Regions from separate parts of the Mus musculus genome. Here region 1 is linked to region 2. Evidence: chromatin loops called from intact Hi-C (ENCODE). Cell type or tissue: heart. All regions are shown on one strand. Each heading gives the region's core, and the rest is flanking DNA. Links, peaks and the distances in the headings are about the cores only. Region 1 holds the start of Gemin6 (gem nuclear organelle associated protein 6). Region 2 holds the start of Dhx57 (DEAH (Asp-Glu-Ala-Asp/His) box polypeptide 57).

Region 1 (15,772 bases), core at 7,773-15,772, 67 kb before region 2:
GGCTGGGTCAGGAGAATCCTGGGTTTGAAGACAGCCCCAGCTGCATAGAAGACTAGGTAGGGGTAGGGTGGGGAAGTAGGAATGTGATAGTAAAACCAGGAAGAAGGAAAATGAATGTAGATGATGGTTAGGAGTTTAAAACCCAGGGAATGCCAGGTTTTCTGAGGAATACCTTGTTACATTAAAAACTTAAAAGTAAGGAATCTTGATGCCCTTAGCCAATCATGTTCTTCCTTCTCCGAAGAATACTGATGAGCAGGGCTGGAGCTGACTGGTGTTCCAACTACACAGAGATTATTTTAGGCTTGGGATTCGATAATTTATTCTCCACCATTTCGGAAGGAGAGAACGGTGAAGCCAGGGATAGTCCAGGGGTGAAGTGTGTGTAGTTTAAAACAGGACAATTCTTGGAGTCTTTTCAAGTAAAACTCTTTAAATTATTTTACATAATCCAGGCAGTGGTGGCTCATGCCTTTAATCCCAGCACTTGGGAAGCAGACCCAGGCAGATCTGGTCTACAGAGTGAGTTCCAGGACAGCCAGGGCTACACAGAGAAACCCTGTCTCAAAAAAAAAAAAACAAAAACAAAAACAAAAACTAAAACAAGAAAATTTACATAATAACTTATGTTTAAAAATTGTTTAGGATGACGTGAACAATGTAAACCTGAAGGTTTCTCCATGAGAGACACTGATCCTTAGAGATAGGACTTACTATTTGTGGAAACTTTGTTTGTAACTGCCTGTTGACCGTACTTAGAGAAACACTATTAAAGACCATTGGCTTTCTTTGATGTAGACCCTAGAAATTCTGCTATAAGTTAATAAATAGCCAGGTGTGGCAGCATATGCTTATAATCCGAGCGTGTGGGAGGTAAAAGTAGGATTGCTGCTAGTTTGAGACTAGCCTGTTATAGGCAGGAAGTTATAGAGCAGTCAGGGCTATGTAAGGAAATCCTGTCTTTAGAAGGTGTTTAAAAGGCTGGCAAGATGGCTCAGGACATAATGGAATGTTGTCATCCCTGAAGATCTCAGTTTGATCCCTAAAACCCACTTGGTAAGAGGAAGCCTACTTATGCAAGCTTTCTTCTGACTTCCACATGAGGGGTGTGTGTGTCTGTGTGTGAGTGTGTGTGTGTGAGTGTATATGTATGTGTGTGTATGAGTGTGTGTATGTATGTGTGAGTGTGTGTGTGAGCGTGTGTGTGTGTATGACTGTGTGTATGTATGTGTGAGTGTATGTGTGTGTGTGTGTGTGTGTGTGAGTGTGTATGTATGTGTCTGTGAGTGTGTGTGTATGAGTGTGTGTGTGTGTGTATGTATGTGTGTGAGTGTGTGTGTGTGTTTTTGCGAGTGCACTGAGTAAATGAATGTATTTTTAAGTTTTAAATGTATTTTAGTAAAAAACAATGATAATAAATGTCATTTTCTAAGGAAACTCCCAGCAATCAGGAGGCAAAGGCAAGCAGAGTTCTATGAGTTTAAGGCCAGACTGGTCTACACTGAGAATTCCAAGCCAGCCAGGATTGCACAGTGATTGTAAGACCCTGTCTCAAAGGTTAAAAAAAAAAAGAAGAAGAAGAAGAAGAAGAAGAAGAAGAACAAGAGCAGGCCTGGCCTCATGGCCCACACCTATAGTCCCAGAATTTGGGAGATAGAGGCAGAGGGTCAAGAATGCAAGGCCATCCATGACTACATAGTTTGAGTTAGCCTGGGCTACATGAGACTCTGTCTTAAAACAAAATGGAAGAATAAGAGACAGGGATAAAGGCTGGTGAGATGGCTCAGCAGGTAAGAGCACCCGACTGCTCTTCCAAAGGTCCTGAGTTCAAATCCCAGCAACCACATGGTGGCTCACAACCATCCATAATGAGATCTGACTCCCTCTTCTGGTGTGTCTGAAGACAGCTACAGTGTACTTACATATAATAAATAAATCTTTAAAAAAGAGAGAGAGAGAGAGTGAGACAGAGATAAGCCGGGCAGTGGTGGCTCACACCTTTAATCCCAGCACTTGGGAGGCAGAGGCAGGCAGATTTCTGAGTTCGAGGCCAGCCTGATCTACAAAGTGAGTTCCAGGACAGCCAGGGCTATATAGAGAAACCCTGTCTCGAACCTCCCCCCCCCCCAAAAAAGAGACAGAGATAAAAAAATATTTGGGCCAGGTAGTGGTGGTGCATGCCTTTAATCCCAGCTCTTGGGGGGCAGATAAAGGCTGAGCACTACTTTATTTGTGTTATCAGGAAGGAGAAAATGTTAAAGTACGACTGCTATTTGGTGCCATATAGTTACTATGAACTGGGAATGCTACACTATCTAAAAGGGGTGGTTTTGAGGCCAGTCTGGTCTACAGAGTTAGTTCAGGACAGCTAGGGCTACTCAGAGAAATTGTGTCTCAATCAAACAAACCACACACACACACACACACACACACATGCGCGAGTGCGCACACACACAAATATGGGAAAATTTGTGTCTATACTGAGTATATACAGACTTGCTCTATCCAGTACAGTATAACTATTTACACAGTCTTTGTATTATAAGTAATCTAGAAGGCTGTGGTGGTACACACTTTTAGTCCAGCATTCCAGAGGTAGACACAGGTTTATTTCTTTATGGCCAGCCTGGTCTACAGAGCAAGTCCCAGGACAGCCATAGGTATGCAGAGACACCCTGTCTTGAAAAAAATAAATGAAGAAAGTTTCTAAAATAAACAATCTTATTTATTTTTATTTATTACTTGTATGAGTACACTGTAGCTGACTTCAGACACACCAGAAGAGGGCATCGGATCTCATTACAGATGGTTGTGAGCCACCATGTGGTTGCTGGGAATTGAACTCAGGACCTCTGGAAGAGCAGTCAGTATTCTTACCCGCTGAGCCATCTCTCCAGCCTCTGGTTCTCTGTTTCTTTTAAGGGGTTTAGGTTTATCCATTCTGTACATGTGCATAGTTGAATGCTACTTTAAGAGATTTGAGCATCCATACTGTTTAGGGGTATAGCACGAGACAGCGTTTTCTTCATGAATAAGGCTGTAGGTTTAATCATCAGTCTCTCCAACCCCCCAAAAATATTTAAAAATTCCAAGAACCTGAGCTCAGTAATAAACATTCATGAGGCTGTAGGTGTTATCCCTGACATCATAAATAAATAAGCAGGGAAAGTCCAATTCTACAGGCATGGTAATGCAGGCCTATAAACGCAGCAGCTGGGAGGCCGAGGAAGGAAGAGCATGGGAAGCTAGACCAGCCTGATTTACACAGCACCTTTCAGGTTACCTAGGGCTATATTTCAAGACCCTGTCCCCCAAAAAAGCAAAACAAGAGCACTGCTGCCCAGGATGAAGGGCTGGCATTCTGATTCCAGAACTCCCACTACAGCAGGGCAGTAGAATTGGCTACCTGTGATCCTGGGGGTTGGATGCAGAGAGACGGGATCGATCCCTGGGGCAAGCTGACTAGCTATATTACCCAGTGTCAGGGAACTCTGCTTCTAGCAAGAGACTCTGCCTCAGTAATTAAAAGTAGAAAGCAGTTGTGGAGAATGAGACTCTATGGTATTCGATTTGAAAGTAGCCCCCTAAAGGCCAGGGGAAGACAAACGTTGTCTTCAGGCAGAATCTGTTGGTGCCTCTGAAAAACCTTGAGAGAGCCACTATCCTTAATTTTATCCTTACTTCCATGTTTGCTTTTGTTTGTTGGTTGGTTGGTTGGTTGGTTTTGCTGCTGCTTTTGCAAATTGGGGGAAATGACCCAGGGCCTTGTGCACATTAGGTGAAAGCTCTGTCCCTGTGATGCATTTTAGTACTACCTACTGCTATTTCCCTAAAATAATACCTCTGAGATGATCCTCATCAACATTTAAAAAAAATGTAACCTTTCTCTTTTTCTTTTTGCCCTCTTTATTAAAAGTTGCATTTCTTTGCTGTGCATGGGGGGGGGGGCGGGTCCATTCCTTTAGGAGACAGAGATAGGTGCTTCTCTGTGAGTTAAGGTCAGCCTGAGTTAATGAGTGAGTTTCAGGATTGCCAGAGCTAAGTGGAAAGACTTTGTCTCAATGCCCCCCACACACAACATACAAACAAACAAACAAACAAAAGTCTGGTTTCAGTGACAGTGTAGGCACATACTCAGAATAATTTGGAGAGATTTTTCATCCCCATAATCTTTGTTCTGTGGACTGAACAATACACACCTTTCTTAGTTTGACCTAGAGAATTTTATATGTATCCTTTCTAACCAGATCCTTGCCTCCTAGTGAGAGTTTGTGCACCTACCACAAAACACAGAGTTGTGAGCTTATGCAGTTTGTTCACTGACCAACTGGGTACAGAAGCCTGCAGATTTCAAAGGGTTTCCTTTTTAGTGCTTAGTTTTCCTTAGCACATTCTAGATGAACTTTTCAGAAATTCATCTTCTGGGTACATAGATCTCCTCTCCTTGTCTGACATAGATCATAGAGAATGCCCTAACGCTGCATCTCACAGCTAGTCTTGCATTTGCCTCCATTTTAACAGCAACACTTCAGACTGAGCTTTGTGTGGAAGAAGAGACCCTGGTCAGGAGTGCAGCAGCTACTCACATTGCAACTCCACCTCAGATATTCCCACCTCTAACCGAGAAAGCAAACATGTCACGGTTCCAAAGACACGAGGACAATGACGAGTACCTGTTAAGTACCTTTAGTCTGAGTGAAGGCGAGCATGATAGAATGGTGAGAGTAACTAGATCCCACAATCTAAAAGACAGTGAAGCAGAGGACAAGTTCGAGGATGCCCATGAAATTATCCCTGTGGCAACAACAATGAGCCTTTTATCATCCTTGGAAGAATGCACAACTGGATTGTATTTGTTTCTAAATAACAGGTTCTCAGACGCCATCAACCTTATTCACCCATGGTCAAAAAACAGTTCATACCACGCCCTGATATACAGTATGTTTATGGTTGTCAAGGCCATCCTCACCTTTGAGCCACAGGATATCCAGATCGGAATGAACGCCGCAAAGGAAGCTTTGAAAACCTGCAACAATTTCCGAAAAAAGCCCAGGATAGTGACTTTATCTCGCCTAATGAGTAGACAGGGAATAAAGTCTATCAAAGAGGAGGAATTACATGCAGAAGTCTGTTATGCTGAGTGTCTAGTCTTGAAGTCTGCTATAACATTTATACAGGACGACAGTTTGCTGAGTTTCCTCAAAAGCGGTGTCAATGTTGGGTCAAGCTATCAAATATACAAAGACTGCCAACAGGTCTTAGAACTTATGCCTGAGAACCAAAGTAAAACCCACAGACACTTGATTGGAGGGATAAAATTTGGAGTTGGGGTATTCAATCTGATGTTTTCACTTGTACCACCCAAATCACTGAAACTTCTCAATATGGTTGGCTATTCTGGAGACAGAGAAGTGGGCCTGGCCTTGCTCCACGACAGTGCATCTGAACCGCATATAAACAACATCTTAAGTGTGTTCACTCTTCTCTTCTACTACAACTATGTGCGTGTAGTTGTTGGTGTTGAAAAGGCTTCTACTGCTGCCACCGAGAGTCTCTTCCTGATCTACCTGGAGAAATTCCCCAACTGTGTTGTACTTAAATTTTTCCGTGCACGTTTTAACATGCTAAACGGTAATTTTGAAAGCGCAAAGTTAAAGTTACAAGAGTGCATCATTACTCAGAACGAGTGGAAGCAGGTCCATCACCTCTGTTACTGGGAGCTCATGTGGTGCCATATTTTCTTGCAGAATTGGAAGCAGGCCTACAACTATGCCAGCCTATTGTTTCAGCATAGCAGATGGTCTAAGGCCATCTATATATACAGCAAGGCTATCATACTGGCCTTGATTCCTCCTGACTGTGTGGACTCGGAAAACGAGAGCCTGAGCTCTTACTTCTTACGCGTGGATAGCTTGAGAATCAAAATTTTAGGCTCTTCTGTGCCCATAGAAAAGTTTATTGCTGAGAAAAGTCAGCGCTATGGTACTACGACAGGCTGGTTTACAGCACAGCCCCTTCTGGAGTTCATCTACGCCTGGAGTGGCTTCCGAGTCATGAGCAAGAAAATAGAGCTTATTTCAAGTTGGCTATTGATAATTGACAAAGGCAAAGAGCTTTTGAGTGAAAACCCAAACGAGGAGTACGGCATAGATGACATGAGCTTGTTAAATCTGCTGAAAGGCCTGTGCCTGAAGCACTTGGGCAAGCACCTGAAGGCTGAGCACTACTTTATTCGTGTTATCAGGAAGGAGAAAATGTTAAAGTACGACCACTATTTGGTGCCATATAGTTACTATGAACTGGGAATGCTACACTATCTAAAAGGAGACTATGCCAATGCAATGAAAAACCTCGACAACATAAAGAACTATAAAGACTATTCCATGGAAGCCCGGCTACAGTTTAGGGCTCATATTGCCCTTGAACAAATAGCTAAATTAGAAAAGTGATTCTTAACCCAGTGTGCTTCTGTGTAGTATGAGTGAAATATCTACAATCAGTCAAGTAATTAGTAGGTAGAAAAGTACTTCCTCTGTGAAAAGCAAAAATCCAAGTGGCAGCTGCTAAGAACCTGCTAACTAAGAAAGGGACACGCCATTGCTCTGCTCTCTCCTCCTCCTCCTCCTCCTTCCCCATAAAATTCAATGCTCAGACTGAGAAACGGAGTGACGCACATTCTTGAAAAAGGAAAGGCAAATGCTATAACTGCAAAAACACTCATGAAGGGATTATGTTCACAGTTTTTAAACTTCCAAAGGTTTAGCCTTCCACTAGATACTGAATATGCTTTGCACATAACACAGTGAATGCTTAACTGGTAAAGAAATGACCTTGGTCATTACTGTTTCAAAACTAATGGCACACTGAGTACTATAAACTCTGAAGGGTTTCCCTTACAATCATTTTCATTGGCTTTTACAGCAAAGACGACCCCCTATGTGATAAGGAATATCTTTTACACTTTTACATGAGGAGTCCTAGGAAGCTCTAGTGTGAATTTCTAATTTGTCAGAAAATAGAAAGAAATCTCCATCCACATATAAACCCTATAATGATAATTGCGGGAAATGAAGATGACTGGGGAAATGGCTTAGCAAACCAAGCATTTGCCACATAAGCAGGGAGACCAGAGTTTGACTCCCCAGAACCAGGTGCATTCTTCTGGATAGGTGTGGCAGCCCCACTTGTTTTTGTTTAAGATTTACTTATTTTATGTATATGAGTACACTGTAACTGTCTTCAGACACACCGGAAGAGGGCATCAGATCCCATTACAGATGGTTGTGAGCCACCATGTGGTTGCTGGGAATGGAACTCAGGACCTCTGGTAGAGCAGTCGGTGCTCTTAACCGCTAAGCCATCTCTCTAGCCCCGGCAGCCCCACTTGTAAGAGGTGGGAGGAGATGGGAGTCCCAGGAATAAGCTGGCTAGTTAGATGAACCATGTCTGAGAGCTCTAGGTTCAGCTGAGAGACTCTGACTTAATAAGCTGAAGAACAATCAAAAACTTCTAATATCAGCCCGAGGCCTCCGCATGCACGGGCATACAGATACACTTCTATACATGTGTGTCCACACTCATGAGAAGAAGCAAACACAACTATGTATGTCCCTGGGTTGTATCATGTGTCCCCCCAGGCCCCACCCCAGTCTCTCTTGGTGCTGTGATTAAACGTATATACCACTACTCCAAGCTTATACAATGCTGGGATCAAACCTAGGAATTCATATATGCTGAGCAAGAACTCTACCCAACTGGGCTACATCTCCAGCTCAAACACAGATGTTTTCTTACGGAAATAAAAAGTAGTCAGGTGAGGTGGTGCAGTATTTTAATAAGTATTCTGAAGACTAATGCAGGAAGATCTTGAGTTCTAGGCTAGCCTGGGCTACATACTGAGAGCCTATCTCAAAAGACAGTAACAATTTTAAAAAGATTTTAATTTAGTCAGCCAGGCATGGTGGCATACACCTAATCCTGGCGTGTGGGAGGCAGAGGCAGGTGGATATCTGAGTTTGAGGCCAGTCTTGTCTACAGATTGAATTCTAGGATGGCCAGGGCTACACAGAGAAACCCTGTTTAGGAGAGAAGAAAATCAATATAACCTGAGCACCTAATATATGCCAGATGGAGATGGTTGTTAAGTACATGGTTGCCAATAAAACAAAACACAGCCCCTGCTCGCTTCTAGAGGGCTTCTAGGGTTAATGATGTCTTAGTTATGAAATTTTAGAGCTGAATTTTTTTTCAAGGCAGGGTTTCTCTGTGTAGCCTTGGCTGTCCTGGAACTCACTCTGTAGACCAGGCTGGCCTCAAACTCAGAAATTTGCCTGCCTCTGCCTCCCAAGTGCTGGGATTAAAGGCGTGTGCCACTACGCCCGGGTGGGTTATCTTTTTTAAAGATTTATTAATTTTATGTATATGAGTACACTATTGGTGACACACCAGATCCATTACAGATGGTTATGAGCCAACATATGGTTGCTGGGAATCGAACTCTGGACCTCTGGAAGAGCAGTCAGTGCTCTTAGCTGCTGAGCCATCTCTCCAGCAAATCTAACCACACATTTTTATTTCGAGATGAGGTGAGTGAAATCCAGTCAGTGGATCTGTATGCATTCACACTTGTGTGGCCACACACAAGCAAATACACACACACACACACACACACACACACACAAGTCAAACATCCGTTTTTAACCATGCATGGTAGTGGGTTTCTGTAATCTTAGTATTTAGGAAATGGAATCAAGAAGATCAAAAGTTCAAGACCAGCTTGAACTCAGCTTCACAGCAAATCCAAGACTAGCCTGGGCTAAATAAGACCACCCCCACATCCCTATAGAAAATAATTCTAGTTTTTAGCAGAAATCATAGCAAAAAAACTATAGCAATATTTTCTCTGTGTGTCTACTGGGTGTGGGTGTAGGTTTGTGTGGAGCAGGGGTAGAGGTCAGGGAGTCAGTGCCAGGTATTTTCCTCAGTCATTTCTGTAGCGTGATTTGTTTTGTGTGCCTGGACCTTTAAAGGACCCTGTGCCTCTCAGTGTCAGCTGCCTCTTGGAATTCTGAGAACAGGAGAGGATATAAAAAGCCAGCAGCGGTTGAGAGCAGACAGTGGGCTTTGGGAGTAGCAGGGAGTAGAGTCCAGGACACAGAAGAGTGGGGTCAGAGAGCAGAAGAGAAGACAGTTGGAGACAGTTGAGCTAGGAGAAGCTGAGCCAAGCCAAAGAAGATACTGTTAGGAGACAGAAGAACCCATGAAGAACCCACACAAAGTCGCTAAAAAAGAAAAAAAAACAGACTAAAAGCCATGTGTCTGTCTGTCTGTCTGTCTGTCCGTCTGTCTCTGTCTCTGTGTGTGCGTGTGTATATTATATCCATGTATGCACATGTGCTGGCCTGGCAGGCACTTGAAGCAGACAGAGGTTGACAGTAAAGGAGGTTGCACTGAAAGTGTAAGAACTTGAGTTAATATACCCAGCACTGACATCAGAAGCCAGTCGAGCCCCTGTAGTCTGGTGAGACTGTTTAGTGGTTGAAAGAACTTGACACACGATTCCTGATAAACTAAGTTGGAAGATATTATAATTGTTGTTATTACTAATTTTATTATAGACAGGGTCCCACCATGTAGCTCTAGCTGTCCTGGAACTCAATACTGTAGACCATGCTGGCTTTGACCTCCCTGAGATCCACTTGCCTCTCTGCCTTCTAAGTTCTGAGATTAAAGACCTGTGCCCCGATGCCCAGTGGCCACTTTACTTTTTGAGTCAGACTTTCTCTCAGAACTTGGAAGTTGGTTCCTTGGCAAAAATGGCAAGCTAGCAGGCCTGGGATCTGGCAGTCACAACCCCAAACCCTGAGGTTACGGATCCATGCTGCCATGTCAGCCTTTGATGTGGGTGAACTCAGGGTCCCATGCGTCCACAGCACCAACTTTACACTCTGAACCTTTTCACAAGGAATGCATGTAATAATACAAATTCAATCCCAGCTCTCGTTGGCTACACTCTAGCAACACCGTCTCCCCGCCCCCCGCTGTCCCCAGGCTGCATCTGCCCAACTTCTCCTAGTTTGCTTGCTGGGGAACCCGCTCTAATCTTCCTATCCATCCGCCCCTCGTGACTAACTGTCACAAATCCTTGTAACCCAGTAAAAACAAAACTCTAGAGGCTTGTAATTTATCAGTCAAATTCATATCAGTAAATTCTCAACCCACAAAACGCCCACACAATGAACTCAGAGCCAATTGATGGTGATACAAGCTGCCCACCTAGATTGGACAGATTGTCCTATATTATTCTATTCCTTCTAAGATATTCATAGCTACCTGCGGCTATTTAAAGCCTCGTGGGTCTGGTTCTTCCTCTTCCATCTTCTCTGTCCTTCTGTCCTCTGTGTCAGAAACTCTCAGCCCCGCCTTCCTTTTCCACTGCCCAATCACAGGCTCTAGCCTTACCTTGTGCTTGCCCTCACCTGCATATAGACAGCAATTCACACACAGGCCCTCTGGTTTTGTTTGTCTTGGTTTCTGAGACAGGGTCTTACTCTGTAGCATTGGCTGGCCTGGAATTCACTATACAGACAGGACTGGCCTCTGCTTCCATACTGCTGAGATTAAAGGTGTGCACCACCACATCCAACCTAAAACACATTTGTGTGTGTGTGTGTCTGTGTGTGTTTGTGTACTTGTGGAAGTCACAGAACTTGCAGGAGTTGGTTCTTCCCTTCCACAAATGTCCCAGAGATCAAACTTGCCTTATCAGGAACAGTGGCAAATTCCTGTAACCACTGAGCAGTCTCACCAGACTACAGGGGCTTATCTGGCTTCTGATGTTGGTGCTGGGTATATGAACGCAGGCTCTCATGCTTCCAGTGCAAGCAAACACTTTACTAACAGCCATCACCCCAGCCCAATGTATTCATTCATATATATAATATATATATATACATATATATATATACACACACATATATGTGTGTGTGAATACATACATACATACATATATATATATATATGTTGTATGTGTATGGGTGTTTTGCTTGCATGTATGTCTGAGCACCATATGAGCACCACTATGGTGGCTGGTGCCCCTGCTGGCCAAATGAGGGTGTCATCTCCTGGGAGTTTGACATTTTTGTATGCAGTCATGTGGGAAATCCCGGCTCTCTAAAGAACAGCCAGTGCTCCTAGCCACTGAACCATCTCTTTCCAGCCCCTTAATGTATTCTTTTTCTAGATCGGATTTTTTTGTTTCCTTCTGTGTGTGTGTAGGGCAACCTCAGGTGTCATTTTCAGGAAATACACCCACATTCTTTGAGACAGTGTCTCTTTGGTTCAGGATTTTACAATTAGACTAGTGAGCCCCACGGGTCCTTCTGATTCCACTTCCCAGCCATGAAATTGCAAATGAGCCATACCGGGCTTTTTTTTTTTTTTTTAATGGAGCCATTCCTAGCATTCATCAATATAATCTTGATGACTACTAAGCATATACATAAAGAAGAGACATTTCAATTGGCTGGTACTAATTGAGTGAATTAGAAAAGCTAGAAGCCGGGTGATGGTGGCGCACACCTTTAATCCCAGCACTTGGAAGGCAGAGGCAGGCAGATTTCTGAGTTCGAGGCCAGCCTGGTCTACAGAGTGAGTTCCAGGACAGCCAGGGCTACACAGAGAAACCCTGTCTCGAATTTAAAAAAAAAAAAAAAAAGCTAGAATAGTTTAAATATCTTGTATCTAGTTGCAACTGATTTTTAAATTTTTTTAATTTTTTTTTTTTTTTTTTTTTTGTAGCAGGGCTGGCCTAGAACTCACTATGTAGACTAATTGATCCCAAACTCCCTGCCTACCTCTGCTTTCCACAAGCTTGGATTAAAGTCCTATGCACCACATGTGGCCCAAATGCAACTTAAATTTCTGATAATTTGGACAGAGTAGGGACATGTCCTTGTTTCAAAAGGGGAAGAAAACATAAGCCAAACAGGTTTGCAGTAAAGAATGAAACTTAAAATGCAACTGAACAGTTGTCACAAATCAGTTGTAGATTTTTATTCTGTAGTTTTAAAGGTCAAACATTTTCTCCCACACTCTTAATAACTTGGAATTTACATTAGCTCTTGTAGCTTTATAGAGGGTTTTAACTGATAAACTCTAACTTAATCCATGAAATCTCATTAATATGAAGTCAATCATTCAATAAATGAAGGTTTTGGGAAGGATTATTTGATATGGAATTTCAAGTAGTAATTTTAAAAAACCGATTCATATTTAATGTTTCTGCTGCTTGGCTTGACAATCTTTTTTTTTTTTTTTTTTTTTTTTTTGAGACAGGGTTTCTCTGTGTAGCTCAGGCTGTCCTGGAACTCACTTTATAGACCAGGCTGGCCTCGAACTCAGAAATTCGCCTGCCTCTGCCTCCCGAGTGCTGGGATTAAAGGCGTGCGCCACCACGCCCACCTCTGGCTTGACAATTTTATAGCTCAGTTTTTGTTCATCGCCCTTGGTGGGTTTTTTTGTTGTAGTTGTTGTCTTGGCGGGGGAGAGGGTTGTTTTTTTCTCTTTTCAGTATAGGCAGAATCTTAGCATTTACTGCCTTGCACCACTTTTCAGTATCACAGTCTCGAAGATTCTGCAGTATGTCAGAGCCCAGTCAGCTACGTGCCCAGAAATCTGAAGCAGAAACAACATAATCCAGTGCTGCTTGGGAGGCAGAGGCAGGCGAAGTCTACAGAGTGAGTTCCAGGACAGCTAGGGCTACACAGAGAAACCCTGTCTCGAAAAAAAAAAAAAAAAAAAAATCCAGTGCTGATCTTCCCAACTTCACCACTGTTCTTGAGATTTACTGAGAACACGTCCCCAAAGGTGCACGCATTTTAACCGGCTCCAAAACGAGCTAGACCAGAATTCATGCCATTCACCTCGGCTTTTAGAGCCTTAAGGTTTACCCAGAGAGCTTTGTGTTGAATTCAGGGCAAAATCGCATTTTCATACCCCACTTAAAAAGCTTTGAGGTACGAACATTTTCCTCTTACAAAGATTTCTTGAGACGTTCACGGTGGCCAGGAGAACTCAAGTTCCCTTGGACACAACCTGCAGTGCAAGAACGGAGGCAAAGGACTACAGGATGGAGGATTCTGGGGGAAGGAAATGACGTCAGGAGCAAAGCATGCTGGGCTCAGGCGGGCCGACTCAAGCCCGCTCGGCGGCGTGTGAGCTAAGTAGAAATATAGCCAGGGTCTCTGCGGCGTTTCCCTGAGTCGTGCAGAGTTCTGGGTATGGCGGCCTCTGGACAGGACCTGGTGTTGGAGCTCTAGAGCTTCGCTAACGGGTCCTCAGCGCTTTACGAGAAAATTGGCGCAAAGCCCGTGGAGAGTCATCTAGAAAGAGTAGGTGGGAATCCGAGAACTCCGCATCAGTTATGTCTGTCAGGGGTTTAGGGCGAAATCCTTTTATCTAAGGAAAGCGGAACGGAAGTGGCTGCTTCTTCTTTTTTCTAAAAAAGATTTCTTTATTGTATATGAGCACACCACTGCTTTCTTCAGACACACCAGAAGAGGACATCGGATTCCATTACCGATGGTTTTGAGCTACCATGTGGTTGCTGGGAATTGACCTCCCAGTCGGTGCTCTTAACCGCTGAGCCATCTCTCCAGCCCCGAAGAGTTTGAGTTATCTACGGGCCAGGTTCAAAGCCAGGTTGAAAGCGGTATCCGGAATTGGGAGCAGAGGGTGGGACTAGACATGCCACAGGAGTTTTAAGAATTGTACCTGTGGCCATTCACTATTACCATCAGTCTGAATTATAAATACCCCTTCCCAGATATACTAAACAAAACATTCTCAAGAATTCTCCAAAGATAGTATCAGTTTCTTATACCCCAGATGGGCGTTTTGCTTGTTCTTCTGAGATCTGAGACGGCACACTATGTTACCAGGCTGGTCTCAGCACTACTAGTAGGTAGGGACTGTAGGTGTGAGTTAAGACTGGCTCTATGTATCAGTGCTTACTTGCATTAAGAAACTCGTTATTTTCAGGCAAATTACAGACTGCCTACAGAATGGCGATCATTAAGACATTTGCTTGGGCTGGTGAGATGGCTCAGTGGGTAAGAGCACTGACTGCTATTCCAAAGGTTCAGAGTTCAAATCCCAGCAACCACATGGTGGCTCACAACCATCCGTAAAAAGATCTGACTCCCTCTTCTGGATTGTCTGAAGACAGCTACAGTGTACTTACATATAATAAATAAATGAATCTTTAAAAATATTTTTAAAAAAAGACATTTGCTTGTGTGGAATATCCATAGTGATTAACCCAAATTGATAATGGTTCTAGATCTGGGCAACTGGTAACCATGAGCGAATGGATGAAGAAAAGCCCCTTAGAATGGGAAGATTACGTTTATAAAGAAGTGAGAGTGATAGCCTGTGAGAAGGAGTATAAAGGATGGCTTCTAACCACAGATCCAGTCTCTGCCAAGTGAGTATGCAACTTAATTTTGTGAAATGACAATCCTATGTACTGGCCCCGGATATCCAAGCTGAGAAGGCAGATCAATCAAAGACTGGTCATTCACACATAATAATTGCTTTTGAGCCTAACTGCTGCTGTTTTAACTATGGGATGCTGTAGCAAACTAAACATAGTTATAGGAATAGAAAAGAGAAATTCTCCCCTCTTCTAATTCTCCTTCCAGAGGGTCTCCTGTAGCCAAGGTTGGCCTTATTTGGCTATATAGTTGAAGATGATATTAAACTTCTGATTCATCTACTTCTACTTCTGAATGCTAGGACACCACACCCAACTTTATTTATTTTTTTAAAATAAGTCTCATATAACTCAGACTGGCCTCAAATTCATTATGTAGCTGAGGATAAACACGAATCCCTGATCCTCTTATCTCCACCATATCCAATTGTCAGGACTTGTCTCAAAAGGTAAAAAAAAAAAAAAAAAAAGGACTGAAGGTACATAGATGTCAAGGGGAAAAATGCCCATGCTGTTTATTGGAAAATTTTATATTTATTGAAGTACTAAGTAGTTTGTTTGTTTGTTTGTTTGTTTGTTTTTTGAGACAGGGTTTCTGTGTAGTCCTGGCTGTCCTGGAACTCAGAAATTCGCCTGCCTCTGCCTCCCAAGTGCTGGGATTAAGGGCGTGGGCCACCACACCCGGCTACTAAGTATTTTTTTTTTAAGTTTTAATTATGTATTTATATGAGTACACTTTTGTTCTCTTCAGACACACCAGAAGGGAGCATTGGATCCCATTACATATGGCTGTGAATCACCATGTGGTTGCTGGGAATGGAACTCAGGACCTCTGGAAGAGAATTGGTGCTCTTAACTGCTGAGCCATCTCTCTAGGCCTAGTACTACGTATTTATAATCTTACTAAATTTCTGTAGCACTGTGGAAGATTATATAATAGCCTCTCTCAGTCTCTGCATTTAGCATGAAATGCCTCAGACTTAATGATCCTTCTACTCTAACCTCATGGGCACTGTGGTGACAAGCTGAAACTAATATGATTGAAGCTAATACGATTTTGATGTCAAAAGTTGAGGACAGGATTTAAAAAAGAAAGCTATTAAACTAATTCCATTTATGATTACAAACACTCAAATCTTCAATAAAATACATAGACATAGACTCCTACAAACAGACTTTGTTTTCTTTCTTTTTCCTTTTCTTTTCTTTTTTGGTTTTTGGAGACAGGGTTTCACTGTATAGCCTTGGCTATTCTGGAACTCACTCTGTAGACCAGGC
Region 2 (15,877 bases), core at 3,826-11,825:
TATTGGACCGAATAGACTACAACAAAAATGTTATTTTAGCTAAAAAAGGATACATCCTAACAATAAAAGGGCCAACTCAGGAGGATGCTGTACAGTTACAAGCAGATGTGTACCTAACAGTGAAACACGCAACTTCACAAAGCAACAACTCTAAGAAAGGGGAAATAGATAATCCAGTAACACACTTTCCATAATGGCAGAGCAAGCTCAGGGGCATTTAGGAGAGATGGCTTTTTTTTTTTCCCCACAGACAGGGTTTCTTTGTGTAGTCCTCCTGGCTATCTTGGTTACTCTGTAGACCAGGCTGGCCTCAAGTTCAAATTCAGAGAACTGTTTGCCTCTGCCACCTAGCTAGAAAGTTGTAGGTACCAGCACAGATTTCACAGGCATGGCCTCCCACAACAAAGTAGCTGTTCAACTACATAAGGAATGTTGGCTAGGATAAGCCATATGCTAACCTGGAAAACAAACCTCACTACTTGTTGTTGTTGCTGTTGGTTTTTGGAGACAGGGTTTCACAGCCTTGCCTGTTCTTTAACTCAGTTTGTAGACTAGGCTGTCCTTGAACTTACAGAGACCCTCATGCCTCCGCGTTTCGAGCGACCACGCCCGGCTACCTCAATACATTTTCAGAAGACAGAAATAACACAAAACATACTCTGCTACTAAAATAAAATGAAATTAGAAATTAAAAGCAGGTACAAAATTGGTTAACTCACAAACACATGGAAATTTAAAACTAGCTCTCTTAGTACTTTTTCTTCAAGATCCTTCATGGCTTTATATACGTACTGAGTCTTCCTCTCCTACGCCTAGAAAGCTCTTTGGAGGCAGCAACTGTGTCTGTTTTGATTGCTACCATATCTCTAGCATATGTAGCATCTCGCAGAGAGCAGAATTCAACATTTTCTGGGGTATGAGTGAAGATTAATGAATAACGTGTAAGAATGGGGACCCATGCATTGATTTATCTGTTCTACACGTATTTATTGAAAGCTTATGTGCCAGATCTTGAAGATTTGACAGCTAAGACAAAACGCATGCCTGGTGAAGCAGCTAACTCTCTAGAGGGTCTGGTAGATGGTAAGCGGGTGGATAGTCAGTCAGGGCTGCTGTCACAGAAGAGCTAAGCTTACTAAAGCTGTATTTGGGCTCACAGTTCTGACGGCTGGGAAGTACACAGCACGTGGTGTCTGAGCAGATGACAGTCAGAGTCTTTGCACTGCATCTGGGCAGGGCAGGGGCGAGGAGAAAGGAAGCTAAAGGAAGAGTCTAAACACAAGGGAATGCCTCGCTTTATAATAACTATCTCGTGAGACTGGTCTCTCTCCCTTGTGGTATTAATCTCTTTTAATTATCTAACTACCTTTAAAGAATCCAACTTCTAATACTGGTAATCAATTTCAACATGAGTTTTTTTTTTTTTTTTTTGAGGGGACAAATAATATCCAAACTATAGCCACAAATTTATGGTTGCACCCTAGAGGTGGAAGGTAAGTCCCTTTGCTGAAGGTTCCTTGCAGTGCAGACACAGAGCCCAGCGGACCTGAGCTGGATCTGACCTGAAAGCCCTCTCCCTGAGGACTGGGTTTGATGGTACCAGAAAGCACCATGCAAGCTTCCCAGAGAAGGAAATGAACAACAGCTTTACCCAGCTTTAATGTCTATGAAACAAAACAGCCAGCCTGGTGCAATCACCCTAAGGGGGGAATAGTGGCATGCAGTCCTTGGTGGTACCAACAGCTCTCTGATTGGAACTGAAGCCTCATCAACAGAGGAGAAATCAGCCCTGGGACTGAAAACCAGGCGAGTTCCTCACGGACGTCACGGACCTCAGAGCAGAACTTACAGCTGCTACTTTACTCAATTAATACAACTGCTAACTACACTGCAAATACTCATAGCCACAGGTTAAAAGTGTAGTTCTGGATAGAGTGCCTTGGTTGTAAAAGCAGAATGCATCTGAGGTTACAGCTAACCTTGTTCAAGCCATTATCAATGAGCCACAGAAAGGAAATGATTTGCTGAGACAGCCAGCCCCCCAAGATAGGCTGACTCCACTGAGCCAACAATACCAGGAAGGAGAGGCTCATACGTAGATCCCTGGGGCTACATTAACTTCCTCAGTCCCAAGCCTCTCTCGAGACTCCAAGTATTCCCTTTCCTCCAACAGGCACCCCTTTCTTGTGAAAGAGTGTCTGTCTTTGAGGTTTGAAATGAACGGTTTCACCTGCTGAGGTCAGCCTCTGGTCCCTTTCTGCCGCCTGTCACTCTACTTTGAGCTCTGAAATCTATCAGTTCTCACCCCTCATCAAAGAAACCTCTCTGTACAACAGACCCGACCACTGCAGAAATTCACAACTGATCAAAACGCTGAGAACAGAGATTGTGTGGTGTCTAGTCCCAAATGACTCACCCACAAACACAACTGCTGAACCTTAGATCAGGGACATTACAAAGGTGGACTTCAGAAAATCAAATAACCCCATTAAAGAATGGGGCTCAGAACTGAACAAAGAATTCTCACCTGAGGAATACCGAATGGCAGAGAAGCACCTGAAAAAATGTTCAACATCCTTAATCATCAGGGAAATGCAAATCAAAACAACCCTGAGATTCCACCTCACACCAGTCAGAATGGCTAAGATCAAAAATTCAGGTGACAGCAGATGCTGGCGTGGATGTGGAGAAAGAGGAACACTCCTCCATTGTTGGTGGGATTGCAGGCTTGTACAACCACTCTGGAAATCCGTCTGGCGGTTCCTCAGAAAATTGGACATAGTACTACCGAAGGATCCAGCAATACCTCTCCTGGGCATATATCCAGAAGATGCCCCAACTGGTAAGAAGGACACATGCTCCACTATGTTCATAGCAGCCTTATTTATAATAGCCAGAAGCTGGAAAGAACCCAGATGCCCCTCAACAGAGGAATGGATACAGAAAATGTGGTACATCTACACAATGGAGTACTACTCAGCTATTAAAAAGAATGAATTTATGAAATTCCTAGCAAAATGGATGGACCTGGAGGGCATCATCCTGAGTGAGGTAACACATTCACAAAGGAACTCACACAATATGTACTCACTGATAAGTGGATATTAGCCCCAAACCTAGGATACCCAAGATATAAGATACAATTTGCTAAACACATGAAACTCAAGAAGAATGAAGACTGAAGTGTGGACACTATGCCCCTCCTTAGAATTGGGAACAAAACACCCATGGAAGGAGTTACAGAGACAAAGTTTGGAGCTGAGATGAAAGGATGGACCATGTAGAGACTGCCATATCCAGGGATCCACCCCATAATCAGCATCCAAACGCTGACACCATTGCATACACTAGCAAGATTTTATCGAAAGGACCCAGATGTAGCTGTCTCTTGTGAGACTATGCCGGGGCCTAGCAAACACAGAAGTGGATGCTCACAGTCAGCTAATGGATGGATCACAGGGCTCCCAATGGAGGAGCTAGAGAAAGAACCCAAGGAGCTAAAGGGATCTGCAACCCTATAGGTGGAACAACATTATGAACTAACCAGTACCCCGGAGCTCTTGACTCTAGCTGCATATGTATCAAAAGATGGCCTAGTCGGCCATCACTGGAAAGAGAGGCCCATTGGACACGCAAACTTTATATGCCCCAGTACAGGGGAACGCCAGGGCCAAAAAGGGGAAGTGGGTGGGTAGGGGAGTGGGGGTGGGTGGGTATGGGGGACTTTTGGTATAGCATTGGAAATGTAAATGAGCTAAATACCTAATAAAAAATGGAAAAAAACAAACAAACAAACAAACAAAAAAAACCAAAGGGATTGTGAGAGTGAGAGGAACTGGAAGTTTACTGTGAGACTGGTCTGTCTCCAAGAGATGTCAAAGAGGCTACCTGAGAAGGCTCATCAATACGTTTGCCTAGGTAAGATCTGAACAAGGACACCAATGGAATGCTAACATAGAAAGGGGAAAGCTCAGAGCCTCAAACCTAGATAGATGAGGAACTATATGCAGTTATAGAATGCTGAGAATGGGAGAAAGGGTTTTCCTCAGGGAAGAGCCACTCAACTGTTTATTCAAAACCAAGTGGTCAGCTCTAGGATCATATACATACAAACAGCATTATACAGACTGAGCAGGCTATTTATGTGTTTAGGAGTATATATATATATATATATATATATATATATATATATATATACATATATACACACATATATGTATATATGTGTGTGTATATGTCTGTATATATATATACATATATATATATATATATATATATATACACACACACACACACACACACACACATGTACGTATGTAACACTCATAAAAGGAGACCATGGATACAAGAGAAAGCGAGGGAGGTACAAAGGAGGGTTGGAGGGAGGAAAAGGATGCAGGGGAGATGAAATTATTATTTCAAAAAATATAAAAATGATTTAAGCCCCTCAACAGAGGAATGGATACAGAAAATGTGGTACATCTACACAATGGAGTACTACTCAGCTATTAAAAAGAATGAATTTATGAAATTCCTAGACAAATGGATGGACCTGGAGGGCATCATCCTGAGTGAGGTAACACATTCACAAAGGAACTCACACAATATGTACTCACTGATAAGTGGATATTAGCCCCAAACCTAGGATTCCCAAGATATAAGATACAATTTGCTAAACACATGAAACTCAAGAAGAATGAAGACTGAAGTGTGGACACTATGCCCCTCCTTAGAATTGGGAACAAAACACCCATGGAAGGAGTTACAGAGACAAAGTTTGGAGCTGAGATGAAAGGATGGACCATGTAGAGACTGCCATATCCAGAGATCCATCCCGTAATCAGCATCCAAACGCTGACGCCATTGCATACACCAGCAAGATTTTATCGAAAGGACCCAGATGTAGCTGTCTCTTGTGAGACTATGCCGGGGCCTAGCAAACACAGAAGTGGATGCTCACAGTCAGCTAATGGATGGATCACAGGGCTCCCAATGGAGGAGCTAGAGAAAGAACCCAAGGAGCTAAAGGGATCTGCAACCCTATAGGTGGAACAACATTATGAACTAACCAGTACCCCGGAGCTCTTGACTCTAGCTGCATATGTATCAAAAGATGGCCTAGTCGGCCATCACTGGAAAGAGAGGCCCATTGGACACGCAAACTTTATATGCCCCAGTACAGGGGAATGCCAGGGCCAAAAAGGGGAAGTGGGTGGGTAGGGGAGTGGGGGTGGGTGGGTATGGGGGAATTTTGGTATAGCATTGGAAATGTAAATGAGCTAAATACCTAATAAAAAATGGAAAAAAAAAGATAAAAAGGTTCTAACAAAAAAAATTATTTAAGAGAACAAGGCTATTACAGAGTAGTTGCTGAATGCCTCACTCAATAACCTATGAGTGGATATATGAATAGGTGGAGAAAGTGAGCCATGAAATACTTGTGAAGAGAACATCCAAGCAGCAGCAATGACAGATGCGAAGGTTTCAAGCTCGGAACATCAATTAGCGCCCTGGGCCAGGTGCTGGGATGAGGCCAGAGTGCACAGAAGGAAATAATAGTTTCAGTTGGGCAACTATTACAGTCGTTCAGGTTAGAGAAAAGAAATGCAGTGTCTTAAAAATGGTGGGGAGGAAGACATAGGGTGTTTACATCGAAACTCCATTGGCTGTGGCTATGAGGGGCAGGAGGAAGTGCCTGTGTCAGGGAGACTTTGAGATAGAATGCTAGCTCCTCAGAAGTTTTACTGTTGGTTTGTGTAAACAGAGCAGAACATTTATACTAAATAGGCTACTCTGGCTTTGGTGGAATGCCGTGTGTGTGTGTGTGTGTGTGTGTGTGTGTGTGTGTGTGTTTAAGTAAAGCTTTCAACAAATGTTTTGGTAACTGATTCTTCTTTGCTGTGGTACCTGACTTCAGTATTAGCTGCATTGTGAGTGGTAGATAAAGGTGGTGGTTTGAGATTTGAATCCAAGACTGGTTAGTTTTTATACGAATGGCAGATTCCCTGGTGGGTGGGTCATTAGCTAGAATCAGGAAAGACAGTTTCTCCTAGGTGAGTGGGACCCCCCCTCCCCACAAGTGGCCAAACACCATAGAGAAACCAAACAAAAACACAAATAATGTCCTCTTTCAATTTAAAGTGTAAAACTTGCCAAGCAGTGGTGGCAGACACCTTTAGAGGCAGGTGGATCTGTGAGTTGGAAGCCAGCCTGGTCCACAGAGTGAGTTCCAAGCCAGCCAGGGCTACACAGAGAAACTGTCTTAGAAAACAAAAACAAACTAACAAACAACACCCCTCAATTATTTTAACTACTCTCTAACCCTAGATCCCCACTAGGCAAGACATCCTGAGCCCCAACCACGAGCTCTCCAAAGGACAGCAGTATATACATACACTCACAAAACCATAATGACATGAAATGATTAACATGTGACTGAAGGAATGGCACAAACTGAATTTTCAATAATCGCATTCTCCCACCCCCCTCCCCCCACCTTTATGTCTTTCCAGACAGGGTTTCTCTGTGTAAATAGCACTGGCTGCCCTGGAACTCGCTTTGTAGACCAGGTTGGCTTCAAACTTACAGAGATCCATCTGCCTCTGTTTCCAAAGGCGTGCACTACCACGCCCAGCTGCATATCGGGTTTTTGTCTTTTTGTTTTTTTTACGTAGGAAGAAAGGAAAACATCAAACATCTTACCACCCAAACCACCCAGCTGGGGTCAATTCATACATTGAGAAATGGCTGAGGAAAAAAAAAAGGCAAGAAGATTCTGTACTGACTTAAAACAAGTTGCCTCACACCAACCCAGAAAAGGTTACATTTTCAACTTGAGCTGTAATTTTCACGCAAAAATCTGAACCAAGATTTACCGATTATAGCGGCATCCGATATCACATTCCCCAGACGTTTTCTGTAGAATACAAATTAGGTTATCTAGTCCGCAGGGAGGAATCCCACTATCTATGTAGCCTGCTAAGATTTCATCTTTCTTTACCATAGACACTGGATCCAAGTTTGGCTCTAAAAGGATCCTTTGTTTCACACCCAAGTTTGGCTCCCACGTACAGCATCGTCAAGCTGAGGTGATGAAAACTGAACCCACACCGCTTGCCTCCCAGGCAAACCTCTGACCACTATACATTCCCCCAGCTCCATTCAGATACCTAGTCATGCAAGGTTCCTTTCTTCAACATCCATCTTCTCCAACCCTTTCCCCAAACAGCCCCTCGGGTCGCCACCGAGCCACAGACAGGAAATGGGGCTGGCGCCCCTCCTTTTCAACCTTGCTCGGAGCCGTGGGTGTGGACGACCTCGACTGCAGATCCCGGGGTTCCCCAGGATTCTGCAGGTCCAGGTTCACTGCCCCTGGGCTGACAGGCAGGACCATAGGGGCTGCATGGTCCTCGGATGTGATCACTAGAGAGGGGAGGCGGCAGGCGGGCCTGGCAACCCCGAACCCGCGCGGCCCCGCACATGCCACGTCAGGCCGTACCTGGCTCGTAGCGTTGCTGGCTGCGGAGCTCAGGAGGCGGCACCCAGGGTCGGGGTCCGGGCTGGGTTCAGCTTCCCTCTTGGACCTCACCCGCAGCAGCCGCCCCGCCCAGGTGTCTTCTGATTGGCTTCTTGCACTTTTGCTTCCGGGTGAGAGGTCGCCCGGTCGCCCCAGCAACCGAGGCCCGCTCTGTCCTAGAGCCCAGCTCCCTCCAGCCTGCCGAGCTGGCGAGCCTAGGGGAATCGCAGAGTCGCGAAAGCCTGTCCTTCACGTCTCCATCAAGTGAGTGCGCTTCCTCTCGGGAGCTGATGGACCCGGAGCCAGCCGCAGCATCCACTCTGGGGTGGAGGGGCACCGACAGCCCGGCGTCGGGGGATCCGGAGATACAGCGTGGGCCCCCGAGTCTGTGGGTTCGCTGTGCCTATCACTCCGGATTTGTTTCCTTTACGGTGCCAGATCAATGGCAGAGGTTCCTGCTAACTCACATAATCCAGAAATTTGAATGTGGAAACGTCACCCCCTTATTTAGAGAATATTAGTTTCTGTAATCGAACTCACACAGATAAGGTTTTACCTATGTAATACAGTGAAGTAAGCCTGTACAAATGGAAAAGAAATTAGCTTGATGTTTCTAGACTAATATGGCTGCTGATTTTGGTACAATGACAACTCAACATGGTTGAAAACACAAGTACAGTTTTCAAAAATTAAACGTGTGTTTAATATATATACATATTTAATATATTATATAATATATATTAACATATAATATATTAATATTATTTTAAATATAGGTATATGTTTATATGTGTATATATTTATATATGTGTATATATTTTTATATATGTATATATATCTATGTATATGTATAAAGAGCAATAATAGTATGTTATGCATCAGTAATAACAACAGCTTTTTCAGGTCCTGTAGTCATCTGAACAAAATTGTAGACGTCTAGCCTCGCCTTAAAAACAAACAAACAGAAAAACACCACCAAACAACTAGAAACAGCACAGGTCTGTGACCATTAGGGTACCAGCACAATATATATATGTATATAAGTATACACATATACATACATGTGTGTGTATTGTACATATATAATTATATGTATATTATATATATGTATGTATATTATAGACATATAATTAGCTTTTAAATCATCTGTAAAGAAGACATCCTGAGTAATATTGGAACCATCTTTGATAAAGCTACCAATTCATATCATGCAGCAGGTAGGAGATATTTTACACTCACATGATACAGTGCTGCCCCCACATTTGTAACACTAGAGGGCGAAAAAGGCATTTGAGACTTCTTTTTACTTTTTTCAGCAGAGGGCCAAATGCTGGTGTGACATAGCTCTGTAAAAGAAGTGCACTCTTTTAGATAGGAATTCCTTTCAGTAGTGTTCAAAGTATTACACTCTCACGAAACAACAAACAAACAAACAAAACCAAAAAAAAAAAAACCCTGAAAACCAAAAAGGGGAAACATTTCCCCGAGATAAAGCCGTACAAGACTATGCTCATCAAACGTGGAAATCTGAAGAGCGGTTGAGGACTGCTTCATTTCCTGTATGATCAGTTGTGTTTAGTAGTGTCCTGCTTAGTAGGCGTTTAATGATTCTGTCTCAAGAGCCATTCATTCCCTAGATAAGCATTTTCTGTTTGTACTCAATACCGAGTCAGGTGGTGGGAGGACATTTCATCGATCTATGGTCCCTATTTTAGTGTAGGTGACTAACTACACATAAGCATTGCTTTACTAAGACCCCTAGTCCTGGAACCAGAGGAGTTTAAGGATGAGAAGAAGTCAGACAGACTTTGCAGAGGGGCCATCTACAGAGTTGGACACTAGCCTGCATGGCCTACATAGGTTCATCCTTTTAGTCAAAAGTAAGAATGAGACATTGAGGTAGAATCTGTTTCTACCCAAAGAAGACGCTCGTGCCTCCGGGAGAGCACAGCATAGCTGCAGTGGGCACTGTGAGCAGATTTCGTAATCTGATAAGCATTGTTAAAGCATCCACTACTGCCTGACTGAAAAAAAAAAGTTAACTTTGTACTAATAAAATCATACAAAATAAATTAAAATAGGCCATCTAGGGAAGATAATTTATTTCCTCAGGACTCTGCACCAGCCAGTAGAAATGCCAGTGTGTCTGTGTGAAGAGAATTTACCGGAATCCTGCTGAAAGCACATGTGCTGTGGGTCTCATGATATTAAACTATTTAAACTTACCTTTATTTCCCTCAATCTCTTAAAGCTTCGTCAGAAGTATATAAGATCAAATTTATATTTCCAAATGGAGACACATACGGTAAGCATGCATCTTAATTATCTTTTCATATAGGAAATTTGTTTTATAAAACCTTTTTTTTTCAATTCTATGAAAAATTTAATTGAAAGTTTTCAAATTTTTCTCTAGAAATATCACAGTACTTTTCTTTCTAGTAATGCTATCTTGTAAAACACTATCATAACCCAATTCCTATGTTTGTTGTTTCTACGATTATAGATGCTATTTTAAATACCTAGTACTCTCCTCTTTCTTATTTCTCTGAAAGCTGTCTAGCTAATTTCCCATAATTCACACGTTCAGATCATATAGTTAATTCCCCTCAATGATGTTGCAAAAACCCAACCAAACAACAGACAACAATGATAACAACTAAAACAAATATGCATCAGAAACAAAGCTTTGAAATGACATTTATAGTAGTATATACACAGGAAGGCTGAGCTGCTGTCATTGTGCAGGGCCACTAGTGACAATGCCAGGAATACCTCATGTATACTCTCACGACAGCAGTCATTTCAACTCCATGTTTCCAAAACATGCTACTGTTCCCAAGAAGGAGCCGTGTCTACCTGATTTTACATCTTGAGTCCAACTTTCTGTTGTCTTTTTCTACTAAAACTTGCCCTAAAGTACAGAGAAAAAACAACTTTCTGAGCTATGAACTATTTTACCCATACATTATATTTCCAGTGGTAAAATAAGACAAGCTAAAGTTATCCCATATCAACTGTAACCTCCCAAGTCAATGCTCCTGTTTTTTAAATTTATTTTATCTTTTTTTACAGTTCCCATCCTGGTCCACCCTCTGACTGTTCCATAGCCCCCCATAACCCCCATCCCCATCTCCATGTGGATGTCCCCAACCCACACACAAACACCCCACTTCAACATAACGCCCCACTCCCTAGGGCCAGCCAGTCTCTAGAGGGTTAGGTGCATCTTCTCTGACTGAGTTCAGACCCGGCAGTCCTCTGCTGTATGTGTGTTGGGGGCCTCATGTCAGCTGGTGTATGCTGCCTGGTTGGTGGTCCAGTGTCTGAGAGATCTTGAGGGTTCAGGTTAATTGAGATTGCTGGTCCTCCTACAGGGTCACCCTCCCCCTCAGCTTCTTCCAGTTTTTCCTTAATTCAACCACAGGGGTCAGCAGCTTCTGTCCATTGGTTGGGTGCAAATATCTGCATCTGACTTTTTCAGCTGCTTGTTGGGTCTTTTGGAGGGCAGTTGTGATAGGCCTCTTTTTGTGAGCACACCATAGCCTCAGTAATAGTGTCAGGCCTTGGGGCCTCCTCTTGAGCTGGATCCCAATTTGGACCTCCTTTTTTTCAGGCTTTTCTCCATTTTTTGTCCCTGCAGTTCTTTCAGACAGGAACAATTATGGGTCAGTTTTGACAGTGGCATGGTAACCTCAACCCTCACTTGATGCTCTGTCTTTCTCCTGGAGGTGGGTTCTACAAGTTCCCTCTCCCCACTGTAGAACATTTCATTTGCTTCCTGAGAGTCTTTCACCTCCCAGGTCTCTGGTGCATTCTGGAGGGTCCCCCATCTCCTACCTCCAGAGGTTGCCTGTTCCCATCCCTTCTGCTGGTCCTCAGGGCTTCAGTCCTGTTCCTCCCACACAATAGCTTATCATGTTCCCCTCTTTCCCCTCCCTGTCCCCTTTCTCACCCAGGTCCTTCCCTCCCTCCTTCCTTCTGTGATTGCTTTCTTCTCCCTCCCAATTGAGGCATCCTCACTTGGGCCCTTTGGCTTGTTAACCTTTTTGAGTTCTGTGGATTGTATCCTGGGTATCCTGTATTTTTTTTTTTTAGCTAATATCCACTTTTATTGGTATATTATCCCATGTAAGTAGCAGACATCCTAACAGATGAATAGACATTTAAATCAAAACCATTATACCTAGATAGGATACCTTAAAAATCTGTGGTGTCTGTCATCCACTCTGACTTTTAGTTTTAGTCCTAGAAAGCCAGAAAAGCGAAGGCCAACCAAAGCCCACCACTGGGGTGCAGGGCAGTTGTGAGTTGGCTTCAGCATAACTGTTCCACCCACCTAAGCCCCCAGCCCCATTTCAGAGCTCAGGGTCACAGCTGCGGGCTTCTTCCTCGCTAGATGGCGACTGCACAAGAACTACCTCTGGGATCTGTGAGAGAAACGGGACAGGCACGCACACCACGCCGAACGGGATTGTCTACACAGGAAGCTGGAAAGATGACAAGGTATCCTTATCATCCTTAATTCTCGTACTGGGTAAATGATCCAAGCATTTCATTACCAGTCAGAAGTGCATTGATTAAAGGGAGTTTATTGACTCACAGCTGTAATCTGGTTATGTAGGAGGCTAAGGCATGAGGATCCCGGATTCCTGGGCTATGTTGCAAGACCTGTGTTCAAACTAGATTCTGTAATGAAGATAAATGGTTTTAGTGTCTATTATTCTACATATAATATTAATCTCATCAATAGACGTAATATTATTATCTTTCTCAGCTTCCATTCATTGAGTAAAGCCAAACATTATTTTTTTTCCATTTAATCTTCTTGACAACCTCATGAGAAAGGTACCATTAAAACTCCTTTTTATGGATGAGATAAATCAGACTCGGGTTCCTTATACAGATGGTGGGTGATAACATGGGAATGTATACCTAGGTCTACATTTAAGAGATCATCATATCTATTAGGTGTGAGTGCCACGGCCTACAGGAGAGGGCTCTCTCCATCCACAGCAGGAGTCTCTGGGGTCACTCTTGCTCCCCAAGCCTTCTAGTCAGCCTCACGCCAGCCTTTTATCTAACCTCTGGTCCTCATGTTATGCAGTAGACACTTTTCCTACTGAGCCATTGGCATACCCCAAATTCACAAAGACAGTGTAATGTTTTCTGAAGTGACTACACCAGTTGCTTTTTAAGACTTCTGATGAACTTTGGTGTCTTGAGGATTCTAATTATCACCACCTTGGTCCCTCATCTGTTCAGATAGCCCAGATTCAGAAAGACAGGAGGGGGAGGGGGGGGGAGGAGTGGGGGGGATAAGGATAGACATGTCTGCTCTTTGTGGAAACAGGAAGCGATACAAAGTTAATGAGGATGTTCCTAAGAAGCTTGTGGGTGCAGTGTAGGCGGGGTTCTGAGCATTTCCTTTCTCACAATCAGATGAATGGCTTTGGAAGACTTGAACATTTTTCGGGCGCTGTGTATGAAGGACAGTTTAAGGACAACATGTTTCATGGACTGGGGACTTACACATTCCCAACTGGGGCAAAGTACACTGGAAATTTCAATGAAAATAGGTAACGTTACATTTTAAGAATAATTACAGTTCTAAAAGATTCTCTTCAGTCATGCTTGTTAAGTAGTGTATTTAATTAGTGCTAAATAGTCTTTATGGCATATTTGATCTCCATAAATGGCTGAGGAATGTAAGAGGAGAGGCTGTAACCATTATAGCCTTCCAAAGTGCAATATCATTTTTGGTAAAGATGATTAGACTTTCTCTGTGTAGCCCTGGCTGTCCCTGAACTCACCCTGTAGATTGGGCTTGCCTTGAACTCAGAAATCCGCCTGCCTCATGCCTCCCAGTGCTAGGATTAAAGGTACACACCACCGCTGGGCGTGGTGGTGCACGCCTTTGATCCCAGCACTCAGGAGGCAGAGGCAGGTGGATTTCTGAGTTCGAGGCCAGCCTGGTCTACAGAGTGAGTTCCAGGACAGCCAAGGCTACACAGAGAAACCCTGTCTCAAAAGACCAAAAAAAAAAAAAAAACAAAAACAAAAAAGGTACACACCACCATGCCTGGCTGACTATTAAGCTTCTACCCCAGCCTCTGTGGTCTCTGTTAGTGTAGGGTGAGTGGAAAAATGTGTGATTCTTGAACAAATTTAGTCCAAGAATAATTTTCACCTAAAATAATTCCTGTGGTTAATTCATCCTGACCTGAATTAGAGAATGCTAAAACTAGAAATGCACGTACTATTGCCCTTTCTGAGCACACGGTTGCAGAAAATATAAAAGGGAATGAAGCATAAGCATAGTTTTATAAGCTGGATCTTACTCCATATCAAGCCGCCCAAAGGTCACTATGAGGCTGGGGATGCAGCTGAGTTGAGAGTGCTTGTCTAGTGTACATGAAACCTTAGGTTCAAACCCTACATCGCATAGAATCGGGCATAGCACGCAGCTCATGCCTGTAATCCTAGCCCCTGAGAGTTAAGGGTAGGAGGCCCGAAGTTCAGTGGCACCCCTGGCTACACGAAAAGTTTGAGGCCAACCTGAACTACAGGAGACCCTGCCTCAAAAGGAAAATAAATTTATTTATAAATATCCCTTTCACAATCTAGAATGAAAATGCTATCTAATTGTTATACAGTCAGTGTGATACATTTCTAGGACTCCATTTTTGTAACAAGGACACATAAACCATTTTCACTTATATTAATAAAGAGAGGAAAAGATAACCTATGGGATACAGCCTATTCATATGTGAGTGTGTTTCCACCACTACAGTGGGATCAAAAGAACACTACCCAAGCACAGCACCTCAAACGGAGCTGATGACCAAGAAATATTTGTTAAGTAAATGAATGTTTGAGTCGATCCAGATAACCAATACACAAGTTTCAAGTTTCAGCCGATTGCTTGGTTTTATATAAAGTTAAGTTTATTTGACGCTGAATCCATGAGCACCAATATTTGTATCTAGACAGTGTGTGTTTGAAATAGTGTGTCTTCCTAGTGTATGAAAGCAGAACGCTGGTGATTAATAGGAAGTGACATGGAAAGGTAAAGAGCCCTAGACAGGCAGCGCAGCATAGCAGTCCACGTAGTCTGTGAATCCACATAGACTGTGAATGACCAGTCCTGACTAACGAGCAAGCTCACTTCTCACTTTTGCAGGGTAGAAGGTGAGGGAGAATACACTGACACCCAAGGCCTGCAGTGGTGTGGTAACTTCCACTTCACAGCTGCCCCCGGCCTGAAACTAAAGCTCTACATGTAGACCTGCTGCCTTAACGCTGAGATGTGGCCTCTGCAACCCCCCTTAGGCAAAGCAACTGAACCTTCTGCTAAAGTGACCTGCCCTCTTCCGTAAGTCCAATAAAGTTGTCATGCACCCACACCTTTTTGAATTATGTATTGTATGTGTGTGAGCTCATGTGTGTTTATGTGCATGTGTGTGCACATGTGCTTGTATGCATGTGTGTGTGTGTGTCTGTGTGTGAGTACTTGTTCATGCAGGTACATGTGGAAGGCAGAAGTTGATAATAAAATGCCTTTTTCAGGCTAGAACATGCTTTTAATCTCAGCACTCAGGAGAGGCAGGCAGATCTCCTGAGTTGCAGGACAGCCATGGCTACACATCTTGAAAAAGAAAAAAAAAGTCCTTTTCAATCACTTTTCACTTTTTTTTTTTTTTAAAGACATGGTCTTACTATATGGCCATGGTTGGCCTAAAACTCACTGTGTAGACCAGGTTGTCCTCAAACTCACAAAGATCTACCTGTTTCTTCTTACCAAGTGCTAGGATTAAAGGTGTTTGGTCACTAGATTCAATCTTTTCACCTCATTTGTTCCTCAGTGAACCTGGAGCTCACTGTTTCTGCTAATTTGGCTGGCCAGTGGCCCCCAGGAAACGCCCATCTCTGCTCACCCCCAGCTGAGCACGGAGGTTAGGCACGTACCAGCGCGCCTGGAGAGGGAATCAGGGTCTTCACATTTGCAGGGAAAGCACTTTGCCCACTAAGGCATTTCCCCGACTCTTGAATTGTATCTTCATTAGGAAATGACTTTAAATAAATTGTGTGAATCAATTCAGAGTTTATGTATGTTTTAAAATTGGAGCAGTACGGTCCGAATGGTGGCTAAGTCACTATCTAACTCTGCACCTCAACTTTTGTCAGCCCCTCCCTCCGGCTTGTGCCTTCAGGTTTATTTTGGAAGAAAAACATTTTTCATGAGATACCCTTTATAGTTATGCAATCAGTTGGTCCCCACTGGATTGGTTTACAGTTGTGGTAAAACTTAACATGAAAGCTGTCTTTTGAACAAGAACTTAAATGCAGTACATTGTTGCTGAC

The links. A loop is a pair of places that touch in the nucleus more often than their neighbours do. Peaks named below come from ENCODE experiments on the same cell type or tissue, not always from the same donor. Only the 100,000 strongest peaks of a DNase experiment are listed, where the experiment ranks them.
Region 1: it touches region 2 in a loop (2.0-fold over the local background); 1 of 42 quality-filtered maps calls a loop at or near these places.

What each region holds. Positions count from the first base shown.
Region 1 is chr17:80,211,280-80,227,051 of GRCm38, forward strand. It overlaps Gemin6 (gem nuclear organelle associated protein 6), which reads left to right and starts at 13,172. Exons shown (of 3, transcript NM_026053.4): 1 at 13,172-13,391; 2 at 14,342-14,485. The coding sequence starts at 14,361. It overlaps Ttc39d (tetratricopeptide repeat domain 39D), which reads left to right and starts at 4,635. Exons shown (of 1, transcript NM_026351.2): 1 at 4,635-6,657. The coding sequence starts at 4,635. The coding sequence ends at 6,449. In heart, for the core only: CTCF peaks have their summits at 11,110 and 13,234; a DNase peak (open chromatin) is centred at 13,192; H3K4me3 peaks cover 1,673 bases; H3K27ac peaks cover 1,408 bases.
Region 2 is chr17:80,282,558-80,298,434 of GRCm38, forward strand. Dhx57 (DEAH (Asp-Glu-Ala-Asp/His) box polypeptide 57) reads right to left here and starts at 7,919. Exons shown (of 24, transcript NM_001163759.1): 1 at 7,499-7,919. It overlaps Morn2 (MORN repeat containing 2), which reads left to right and starts at 7,655. Exons shown (of 5, transcript NM_194269.2): 1 at 7,655-7,780; 2 at 9,768-9,821; 3 at 11,913-12,019; 4 at 12,956-13,092; 5 at 14,697-14,919. The coding sequence starts at 12,956. The coding sequence ends at 14,799. In heart, for the core only: a CTCF peak has its summit at 8,790 (motif pointing right); a DNase peak (open chromatin) is centred at 7,644; H3K4me3 peaks cover 2,115 bases; H3K27ac peaks cover 1,595 bases.